Linked DNA regions of Homo sapiens: region 1 is linked to region 2. The links are chromatin contacts, found by Hi-C or POLR2A ChIA-PET in ENCODE. All regions are on one chromosome and are shown on one strand. The core of a region is the stretch at or near the end of the contact, and the rest is flanking DNA. Distances in the headings are between cores, read along the strand shown.

The links. A loop is a pair of places that touch in the nucleus more often than their neighbours do. ChIA-PET counts read pairs that join two places held with the same protein, here RNA polymerase II (POLR2A). Pooled maps may share reads with other maps.
Region 1: a pooled map shows a loop between it and region 2 (2.1-fold over the local background). The contact joins two enhancer-like sites. A Hi-C loop is called at or near these places in 2 of 50 pooled maps. POLR2A ChIA-PET finds 5 or more read pairs at or near these places in 5 of 52 experiments (AG04449, BJ, WTC11 and 2 more).

What each region holds. Positions count from the first base shown.
Region 1 is chr1:32,626,338-32,631,630 of GRCh38, forward strand. ZBTB8OS (zinc finger and BTB domain containing 8 opposite strand) reads right to left here. Exons shown (of 7, transcript NM_178547.5): 6 at 1,171-1,207. Among named protein-coding and RNA genes, the nearest start is that of ZBTB8OS, 22 kb to the right of the region's middle. Within about 2 kb of position 1,579, at least 4 of the 41 ENCODE cell types and tissues checked have a DNase peak (open chromatin) inside an H3K27ac peak, as active enhancers do.
Region 2 is chr1:32,709,074-32,714,175 of GRCh38, forward strand. No RefSeq gene overlaps it. Among named protein-coding and RNA genes, the nearest start is that of SYNC, 8.9 kb to the left of the region's middle. RefSeq lists a silencer at 3,145-3,384. Within about 2 kb of position 3,343, at least 11 of the 41 ENCODE cell types and tissues checked have a DNase peak (open chromatin) inside an H3K27ac peak, as active enhancers do.

The sequences.
Region 1 (5,293 bases), core at 329-2,828, 84 kb before region 2:
TCTAGGTTTGTGTAAGTACACTCCATGATGTTTGCACAATGATGTAATCGCCTAAAGATGCATTTCTCAGAATGTATCCCAGTAGTTAAGTGACCTGTCTGTATCTGGCCTAAACACAGGGGTCAGCAAAATATATATAGCCCACAGGCCAAATTGCCTCTTTTTGTACAGTCCCATAAAGTAAGAGTGATTTTTACATCTTTATTTATTTACTTTTATTTTATTTTTTTGAGACCAGTCTCGCTCTGTCACCCAGGCTGGAGTGCAGTGGCATGATCTCGGCTCACTGCAACCTCTGCCACCCAGGTTAAAGTGATTCTCCTGCCTCAGCCTCCTGAGCAGCTAGGATTACAGGCGCGTGCCACCACGCCCAGCTAATTTTTGTATTTTTAGTAGAGGCTAGGTTTCACTATGTTGGCCAGGCTGGTCTCAAACTCCTGACCTAAAGCGATCTGCCTGCCTTGGCCTCCCAAAGTGCTGGGATTACAGGTCTGAGCCACCATGCCTGCCCTGATTTTTACATTTTTAAATGGTTGGGGAAAAAAATCAAAACAATGACATTTTGTTACATTTGAAAATGATAAGAAATTCAAATTTCAATGGGCATAAATAAGTTTTACTAGAATACAAGTGAACTCATTCATTTAAGTATTATCTATGGCTACTTTGGTGCTACAACAGAAGCACTGAGTAGCTGCTCTTCTGTCATTCTGGGCCCACAAATCTTAAAACATTTATTATCTGTCCATTTTACAGAAAAAAACTGCCAACTCCTGTTCCAATAGATTTTCCTACCATAGAGTGAGGCCATACAGGTCGGCAAATACAGAATCTAGAGACACACAGAAAGTAGAAGGCACAATAGAGAACATCTAGTCCAACATCTTTATTATAGGAGAAGAAATAAAGGTCAAAAAGGCAAAGAGAATTTCAAATTCCACAATAATCTGAACAAACTTGACCCTAGAACCCAATGCTGACGCCTCATCCACTAAATCAGGTGTGTATAATCACAGTATTTTAACAAAATATATCCAGACAGGTCAGAGAAGCTTGAGAAAAACTTATCACTTTACACCAGTTAGAACTAACTGAAGTTGATTGTCACATATATGAACTTTATGGTAAGGAAATTTTTCATGTTCTTAATGGCTGGATTTTAAAACATACCTGAGGGTGCTTGGACAATGAAAATTCTTCTCCCCACCTTGAGAATACAAATTAAAACATGATTAAGATTTGTTCTCTCTTTATATGTTTTAAAATAAGCCTTGTAAATGTGGTTAACATGCTAGAAAGCCAAAAGAGACAGGAGGGGGTCAGGGAGCTGTTAAGTTTCATTTTCATTTGTCAGAAGATACAGCTGTTGAGGGACGTGTGTGCAGTGTCATCATTTGCTCTCAAGGTTGATAGTTAAGGCCAGGTGCGGTGGCTCATACCTATAATCCTGGCACTTCCGGAGGCCAAAGGGAGGATCGCTTGAGCCCAGGAGTTTGAGAACAGCCTGAGCAACATAGGGAGACCTCATCTGTACACAAAATTAAAAAAATAAAAAAAGTTAGCTGGGTGTGGTGGCACATGCCTGTGGTCCCAGCCACTCACGAGGAGGAGGCAGGAAGATTGCTTGAGCCCAGAAGTCAAGGCTGCAGTGAGCTGTGATTGCACCACCGCACTCTAGCCTGGGTGTCAGGGCAAGACTGTGTTTCAAAAGAATTTTTAATTATAGGCCAGGCGCGGTGGCTCATGCCTGTAACCCCAGCACTTTGGGAGGCCGAAGCAGGTGGATCATCTGAGGTCGGCAGTTGAGGTCGGCAGTTTGAGACCAGCCTGACCAACATGGAAAAACCCTGTCTCTACTAAAAACACAAAATTAGCCGGGCGTGGTGGCGCATGTCTGTAATCCCAGCTACTTGGGAGGCAGAGGCAGGAGAATCGCTTGAACCCAGGAGGTGGAGGTTGCAGTGAGCCAAGATCGCGCCACTGCACTCCACCCTAGGCAACAGAGCGAAATGAAAAAGGTCAGGCGCGGTGGCTCATGCCTGTAATCCCAGCACTTTGGGAGGCCGAGGTAGGCGGATCACCTGAGGTCAGGAGTTCAAGACCAGCCTGGCCAACATGATGAAACTCTGTCTCTACTAAAAATACAAAAATTAGCCAGGCGTGGTGGTAGGCACCTGTAATCCGAACTACTCAGGAGGCTGAGGCAGGAGAATCGCTTGAGCCAGGAGGCGGAGATTGCAGTGAGCTGAGATCATGCCACTGCACTCCAGCCTGGGCAACAGAGCGAGACTCTGTCTCAAAAAAAAAAAAAAATTTAATTCTAGTGGCCAGGCACAGTGGCTCCCACCTGTAATCCCAGCACTTTGGGAGGCAGAGGTAGATGAATCCAGGAGTTCAAGACCAGCCTGGCCAACATGGTGAGAACTCGTCTCTACTAAAAATACAAAAATTAGGCAGGCATGGTTCCATGCGCCCGTGGTCCCACCTACTCGGGAGGCTGAGGCACAAGAATGGTTTGAATCTGGGAGGCGGACATTGCAGTGAACCAAGATCACATCATTGCACTCCCAGCCTGGGCAACAGAGTGAGACTGTCTAAAAAACAAACAAACAAAAAATTAATTTTAAAAACTTTAAAAAAAGGTTGATAGTTGATCTCAAAATAAATGTGCCCCAATATAGTGTACCTATGGTGGAATCTCAATAAACATTGTTTAGTAAATATTGTTTCAAAACAGAGTAGTAACATATTCAAAATTTTTACTATCCTCAGTTATGAAACTAGTTAAGTAGGCTGGGTGCGGTGGCTCACACCTGTAATCTCAGCACTTTGGGAGACTGAGGCAGGAAGATAGCTTGAGCTCAGGGGTTTGAGACCAGCCTGGGCAATGTAGCGAGACCCTGTCTCTACAAAAGATTAAAAAAAAAAATTAGCCAGGCATGGTGGCATATGTCTGTTGTCCTAGCTAGGTGGGAGGTTGAGGTAGGAGGATTGCTTGAGCCCAAAAGGTCATGGCTGCAGTGAGCCATGATCATGCCACTGCACTCCAGGCTGAGAGACAAAGCAAAACCCTCTCTCAAAACAAAAACAACAAAAACAAAACAAAAAAGAAAAACAAAAACTAATTAAATAATACCTCCCACTGGAGAAAGCAAGTCTGAGTACCACAAAGGCAAAATACTAGACTCTATAATACAGTCCGAACTTGGTTTACACTTTACAACTTTTCCAAAAATATCCATGATCTGTATATAGAAGGCCCTAGAAAAGTAATCTAGAACTTAGGATCAGTCTCCTCTCTGTCTTTGACACTAATGTGAGTGAAGATCACAACGTGGTATAATAGAAAGAGCAAAGCTTTAAAATTCTGTTCAAACACTTATTAGCTAGTACTTTTGGACATGCTTGTTTCTTTTTTTTTTTTTTTTTTTTTTGAGCCAGAGTCTCGCGCTGTTGCCAGGCTGGAGTGCAGTGGCACAATCTTGGCTCACTGCAACCTCTGCCTCCTGGGTTCAAGCGATTCTCCTGCCTCAGCCTCCTGAGTAGTTCAGATTACAGGTGCCCACCACCACACCTGGCTAATTTTTGTATTTTTAGTAGGGATGGGGTTCCACCATGTTGGCTAGGATGGTCTCAATCTCTTGACCTCCTGATCTGCCCGCCTCGGCCTCCCAAAGTGCTGGGATTACAGGCGTGAGCCACTGCACCCAGCAAGCCTGTTTCTTTACTCATTAAAAAACAACAAAAAACAAAACAAAACAAAAACACAGAGAAGATAATAAAAGATCTCACTTTACAAAAAGAAGTGAATGAAATTCAATATAAAATGGGGCCACAGGAGTTAGAGACCAGCCTAGCAACATAGCAAGACCCCATCTCTATAAAAAATTAAAAATTAGCTGAGATTAGCCAGGCATGGTGGCAGGCGCCTGTAATCCCAGCTACTCAGGAGGCTCAGGCAGGAGAATCGCTTGAACTCTGGAGGCAGAGGTTGCAGCGAGCCAAGACTGCACCACTGCCCTCCAGCCTGGGCAACAGAGCAAGACTCTGTCTCAACAACAACAAATTAGCTGGGCATGGTAGTGCGCACCTGTAGTCCCAGCTACTTGGGAGGCTGAGAAAGGAGGATCACTTGAACCCAGGAGTTCAAAGCTGCAGTGAGCCATGATTACACCACTGCACTCCAGCCTGGGGGACAGGGCAAGACCCTGTCTCAAATCAATCAATCAATCAATCAAATTAAATTAAATTAAATGGAGCCGGGCGTGGTGGTATGCACCTGTTGTCCCAGCTACTCAGGAGGCCAAGGCAGGAGGATCACTTGAGCCCAGGAGTTTGAGGATGCCTGGGCAACATAGTGAATGAGAACCCATTTCTAAAAAAATAAATGAGGCCGGGCACAGTGGCTCAAGCCTGTAATCTCGACACTTTGGGAGGGCTGATGCGGGCAGATCACCTGAGGTCAGGAGCTTCAGACCAGCCTGGCCAACACAGTGAAACCCCGTCTATACTAAAAATACAAAAAATTAGCCAGGCGTGGTAGCAGGCGCGTATAATCTCAGCTACTCGGGAGGCTGAGGCAGAAGAATCGCTTGAACCCAGGAGGTGGAGGTTGCAGTGAGCTGAGATCACACACTCCAGCCTGAGCAACAGAGCGAGACTCTGTCTCAAAAATAAATAAATAAATAATAAATGAAAATAAAATAAAAAAGCTATATGTAAAAGTAACCTAGGAGGGCCAGGCACAGTGGCTCATGCCTATTACCTCAGCACTTTGGGAGGCAGAGGCCAGAGGACTGCTTGAGCCCAGGAGTTTGAGACCAGCCTGGGCAACATGGGGAGACCCCATCTCTTCAGAAAACAAAAAAGTCAGCCAGGCATAGTGGCACACTTGGTGGTCCCAGCTATTCAGGAGGCTGAGGTGGGAGGATCCCTTGAGCCCAGGAGGCTGAAGCTGCAGTGAGCCATGACCACACCACTGTACTCCAGCCTGGGAGACAGAACAAGACCCTGTATCAAAAAAAAAAAAAAAGAAAAAAAAGAAAAAACCTAAAAAATATAATTAAGTGACTAAAGAAACCTGAGAAACAAGTCCAATCAAAGTGACCTAATCAAGTGTTTGCAAACTCTGGAAGGAAAATAAAAGTACGATTTGTTAAAAGAAGGAATTGATTTAAATAGGTCTAGAAGTGAGAACATATGAGAAAAAAAGTGTCAGTGTTTCCCATCCACTAAGCTGGGCTTTATGCTGTGCCATTTAGCAATTACACATATTCTCTCCCTAAAAAATCAA
Region 2 (5,102 bases), core at 2,093-4,592:
GAATGGATGGATGAGCTGGGAAGTGGAGAGGCACCAGAGGGCAGCAGGGGAGGCATGGCCTTGGCAGCTGTCTCTACCAGACCCCAGAGCAGATCCTATAGGACCCTGGGAAACCAACCTCCCTGAACCTCAGCTCCCTCTCAGCAAAATGGGCAATTAACACCCTCTTCACAGGGTTGTTGTGAAATGCAATCAAATGTGAGGCTCAACACATGAGCCACTGGAAGTGGAGCTGCTCTCCAAGCTGAGAGTAGCACATTCCCCATTACTACTGATGCAGGTGGAGGCCATTCTGCTCACTTTTTTTTTTTTTTTGAGACGGCGTTCTTGCTCTTGTCCCCCAGGCTGGAGTGCAATGGCATGATCTTGGCTCACTGCAATCTCTGCCTCCTGGGTTCTCCTGCCTCAGCCTCCTGAGCCACCTGCCTCCACACCTGGCTAATTTTTGTATTTTTAGTAGAGAAGGGGTTTCTCCATATTGGCCAGGCTGGTCGTGAACTCTTGACCTTCAATCCGCCCTCCTGGGTCTCCCAAAGTGCTGGGATTACAGGCATGAGCCACCACGCCTGGCCTCTGCTCACTTTCTTTGTGCCAAGAGCTCCAGCAACCCGTCTAGAGGTGGGAGGAGGGTGGTACAGAGATGCCCTGGCAGGGCCCTCAGACCCACCACTTCTGTTTTTTGTTTTCAGACAGAGTCTTGCTCTTGCCCAGGCTGGAGTGCAGTGGTATGATCAGTGGGACCACAGGTGTGTGCCACCCCACCCGGCTAAATATTTTATTTTTTGTACAGATCACAGCCAGATAGAGGGGTATCTCACCATGTTGCCCAGGCTGGTCTTGAACTCTTGAACTCAAACGATCCTCCAGCCTTGACCTTCCAAAGTGCTGGGATTACAGGCATGAGCCACCGCACCCAGCCTTGACCTACTGCTTCTAGAGAGCCAGGGTATGAATCCAAGCTTTGGAGCGCTTACTTGCTGTGTGACCTTAGGAAAGTCACTCCACTTCATGGAAATTGTTTTCTTCTCTGTAAAATTAGATAACACAGCCAGGCGCGGTGGCTCACTCCTGTAATCCCAGCACTTTGGGAGGCCGAGGTGGGTGGATCACCTGAGGTCGGGAGTTCAAGACCAGCCTGACCAACATGGAGAAACCCCGTCTCTACTAAAAATACAAAATTAGCTGGGCATGGTGGTGCATGCCTGTAATCCCACCTACTCGGGAGGCTGAGGCAGGAGAATCGCTTGAACCCAGGAGGCGGAGGTTGCAGTGAGCCGAGATCGTGCCATTGCACTCCAGCCTGGGAAACAAGAGCAAAATTCTGTCTCAAAACAAAACAAAAACAAGAAATAATTAACTATTATTTTTGAAACTCCCCTTTCTCCTGCTTCCTCTCTCTGAAGCTGCAACCAGGGGCTGGCTGACTACAGCATGTGTTTTCACTCGCTCATTCATTCACTTCACCATTTGTTAGGCCAGACAATGTGTTAAACCCTAAGAACACAAAGACAGTAAGTCATTAAAGCAAGACCTATATCTGTATGACTTCATGGCTGTGTCCCTTGTCCCTAGGTTTTCAACAAATAGTGGCCAAATGATGTGTTCATGAAGAGTATAGTAATGAATAAGACAAATAGAAGAGAATAAAGAATGAAAAGAAAAAACAAATAGTGGCCAAATTAGTAAATGATGTTAGCTATATTCTTGAGCCCCTACTGCAAGCCAGATGCTAAACTAGTCTTTTTTTTTTTTTTTTGAGACAGAGTCTCGCTCTGTCACCCAGGCTGGAGTGCAGTGGCGCAATTTTGGCTCTCTGCAACCTCCACCTCCCGGATTCAAGCAATTCTCCTGCCTCAGCCTCCTGATTAGCTGGGATTACAGGCACCCACCACCATGCCTGGCTAATTTTTGTATTTTTAGTAGAGAGGAGATTTCGCCGTGTTGGCCAGGCTGGTCTCAGACTCCTGACCTCAGGTGATCTGCCTGCTTGGGCCTCCCAAAGTGCTGGGATTACAGGCCGGAGCCACTGCACCTGGGCTAGAAGGCATTTTATCTGCTTTAATGCAATAAATCTTCAGAACAGCCCTATAACATGGGGCCTGTAATAAAGCCCATTTACTGATGAGAAAACTGAGGCTTGGAGAGGTTATGCAACTTAGTTGACCAAAGTCACACAGAGAGGAAATGGTGGCACCCAAGATTCAATACACTGCCTCCACGAATAAATGATGTGTTATCCACATCATTGTCATTAACCTTGACTTTCAGAGACTTATAGTCTAGTGGGAATCTGGCAGCCTTTCCATCCTCAGACTTAGCCCCAAGGGGCCCAGGCATGGCCACAGACTTGTTTTGTGTCTCCGGGCAAATTACTTAACCTCTCTGGTTCTGCTTCCTTTTTTTTTTTTTTTTTTTTTTTTGAGACCAAGTCTTGCTCTGTCACCCAGGCTGGAGTGCAGTGGTGCCATCTCAGCTCACTGCAAGCTCCGCCTCTCAGGTTCATGCCATTCTCCTGCCTCAGACTCTCGAGTAGCTGGGACTACAGGCGCCCACCACCACGCCCAGCTAATTTTTTGTATTTTTAGTAGAGATGGGGTTTCACCATGTTAGCCAGGATGGTCTCGATCTCCTCACCTCGTGATCTGCCCACCTTGGCCCCCCAAAGTGCTGGGATTACAGACGTGAGCCACAGCGCCCGGCCACTTCTTTTTTTCTTTTTTTGAAACAAAGTCTCACTCTGTCACCCAGGCTGGAGTGCAGTGGCTGGATCTCAGCTCACTGCAACCTCCGCCTCCCGAGTTCAAGCAATTCTCCTGCCTTAGCCTCCTGAGTAGCTAGGATTACAGGCACTTGCCACCACGCCAGGCTAATTTTTGTATTTTTAGTAGAGACGGAGTTCCACTATGTTGGCCGGGCTAGTCTCAAACTCCTGACCTCAGGTGATCCACCCGCCTCGGCCTTCCAAAGTGCTGGGATTACAGGCGTGAGCCGCCGCGCCTGGCCCCCTGATTCTGCTTCTAGGAAATGAGATTGGGTGGGCGTTAAATGAGAAAATGTGCAGGAAATGCCCAGCCTTTTGCCCAGTATACAAGAGACACTTGATAAGTGTTCTTCTCTTTATTTCCTTCTTTCTCCCTGCCCTCTGGGACCGCTGTCTGGGAGCCATTGGGGCCTACCCGGTGCTGACCACCAGCCACCGCTTCAGAGGAAGCTGCGTTCAGGGTCGTTCCTCCCCAGGTCGGGCAATGCCGAGCACTGCCTCCAGGGGGCGCCGCCACGCCGACCCCGCGCCCCGGGGGTTGTCTTTTCCGCCGCAGCCGCGCGGGGCCGCCCGGGCCCTGAGTTTTCAGGACCGATGGCGCGCCGACAGTGGGGAGGTCGGCGTCCCAGCTGAATCAAGGACGTCCTTTAGCACCGCAGTGATAATGAACACACAACAATAATAGCCGCAGATCCACCCATAGCGAGCTGCTGGAGTTTAAAGGGCGCATGCGCTTGCTGGGAGGCTGTGGGACTCAGGGAAGGTGCCAGGCCTTAGACTCTGAGCTGGGTTCGAATCCAGAGCAGAGCAGTCTCTCACGTTTCCCCGCTCTGTACCCTTAGGCTTCTCTGAGCTTCTGCTTCCTTTTTTTTTTTTTTTTTTTTTTTTTTTTTTTTGAGACGACGGAGTCTGGCTGTGTCGCCCAGGCTGGAGTGCAGTGGCGCGATCTCCGGTCACTGCAAGTTCCGCCTTCCAGGTTCACGCCATTCTCCTGCCTCAGCCTCCCGAGTAGCTGGGACTACAGGCGCCCGCCACCACGCCTGGCTAATTTTTTTATATGTTTTTAGTAGAGACGGGGTTTCACTGTGTTAGCCAGGATGGTCTCGATCTCCCGATCTTGTGATCCACCGGCCTCGGCCGCCCAAAGTGCTGGGATTACAGGCGTGAGCCACTGCGCCCAGCCTCCTTTGTTTTCAAATGGGAAATGTATTATAGTTCTTGAGAGGAATAAATGAGCAACTTAGGAGAAGTGCATGTACCGTAATTCCCTCTGTCCTGTGAGGGAGCTCTGATTGAATTCCTTTGTGGAATGAGAACGCTGGGGACCCTTTCCCAGGCTCGCGGGCCTCCATGGGTCTCTCTCTCCCCTAGCACAGCCCAGAGGCCAGTCCAGGAGCTCTCTCCCTAAACCCCCTCTTCGGAGCTTCCCTACTCCTCTCTGGAGTTGGCAGCACCTTCAGCTCCTTGGACTCCTCTGGGAACTGCCCCTCCGTCCCCAGGTGCAGGCCCAAGCCAGCAATCTTCCCCTGGCCAATCCCACTACATCCCTCAAACTGAAGCAACGCCCCGTTTGTTCTCCTTACCGCTTCCAAAACCCCATCCAGCCATCTTCTCCAGAAAAACCTTTCCCCGTGTCCTCTCCCAGGTCCACAGCCTTTGCACATGCCACTCCTTGTATCTGGAACACCCTTTCCCCAAGCCCTAAAGCTTGTTACTCAGAACACAGCTTAAATATCACTTTTTCCAGGACGCTCCCTCCCTGTGGTCCTATGGTCGCCTGAGTTTCTTTTGCATTTCTTGTTTTTTTTTTTTTTTTTTTTTTTTTTTTGAGACAGTATCTCGCTCTGTCTCCCAGGCTGGAGTGCAGTGGCGCGCGATCTCGGCTCACTGCAAGCTCCACCTCCCGGGTTTTACGCCGTTCTCCTGCCTCAGCCTCGCGAGTAGCTGGGACTGCAGGCGTGCACCACCTACGCCCGACTAATTTTTTTTGGTATTTTTTTAGTAGAGATGGGGTTTCACCGTGTTAGCCAGGATGGTCTCGAACTCCTGACCTTGTGATCCGCCCACCTCGGCCTCCCAAAGTGCTGGGATTAGAGGCGTGAGCCACCGCGCCCGGCTGTTTTGTTTTGTTTTTTAAGATGCAGTCTCACTCTGTCCCCCAGGCTGGAGTGCAGTGGCGCGATCTCGGCTCACTGCAACCTCCACCTCCTGGGTTCAAGCAATTCTCTTGCCTCAGCCTTCTGAGTAGCTGGGAGGGACTACAGGTGTGCACCACCATGCCTGGCTACTTTTTGTATTTTTACAAAACTACTATATTGGCCAGGCTGGTCACTATATTGGT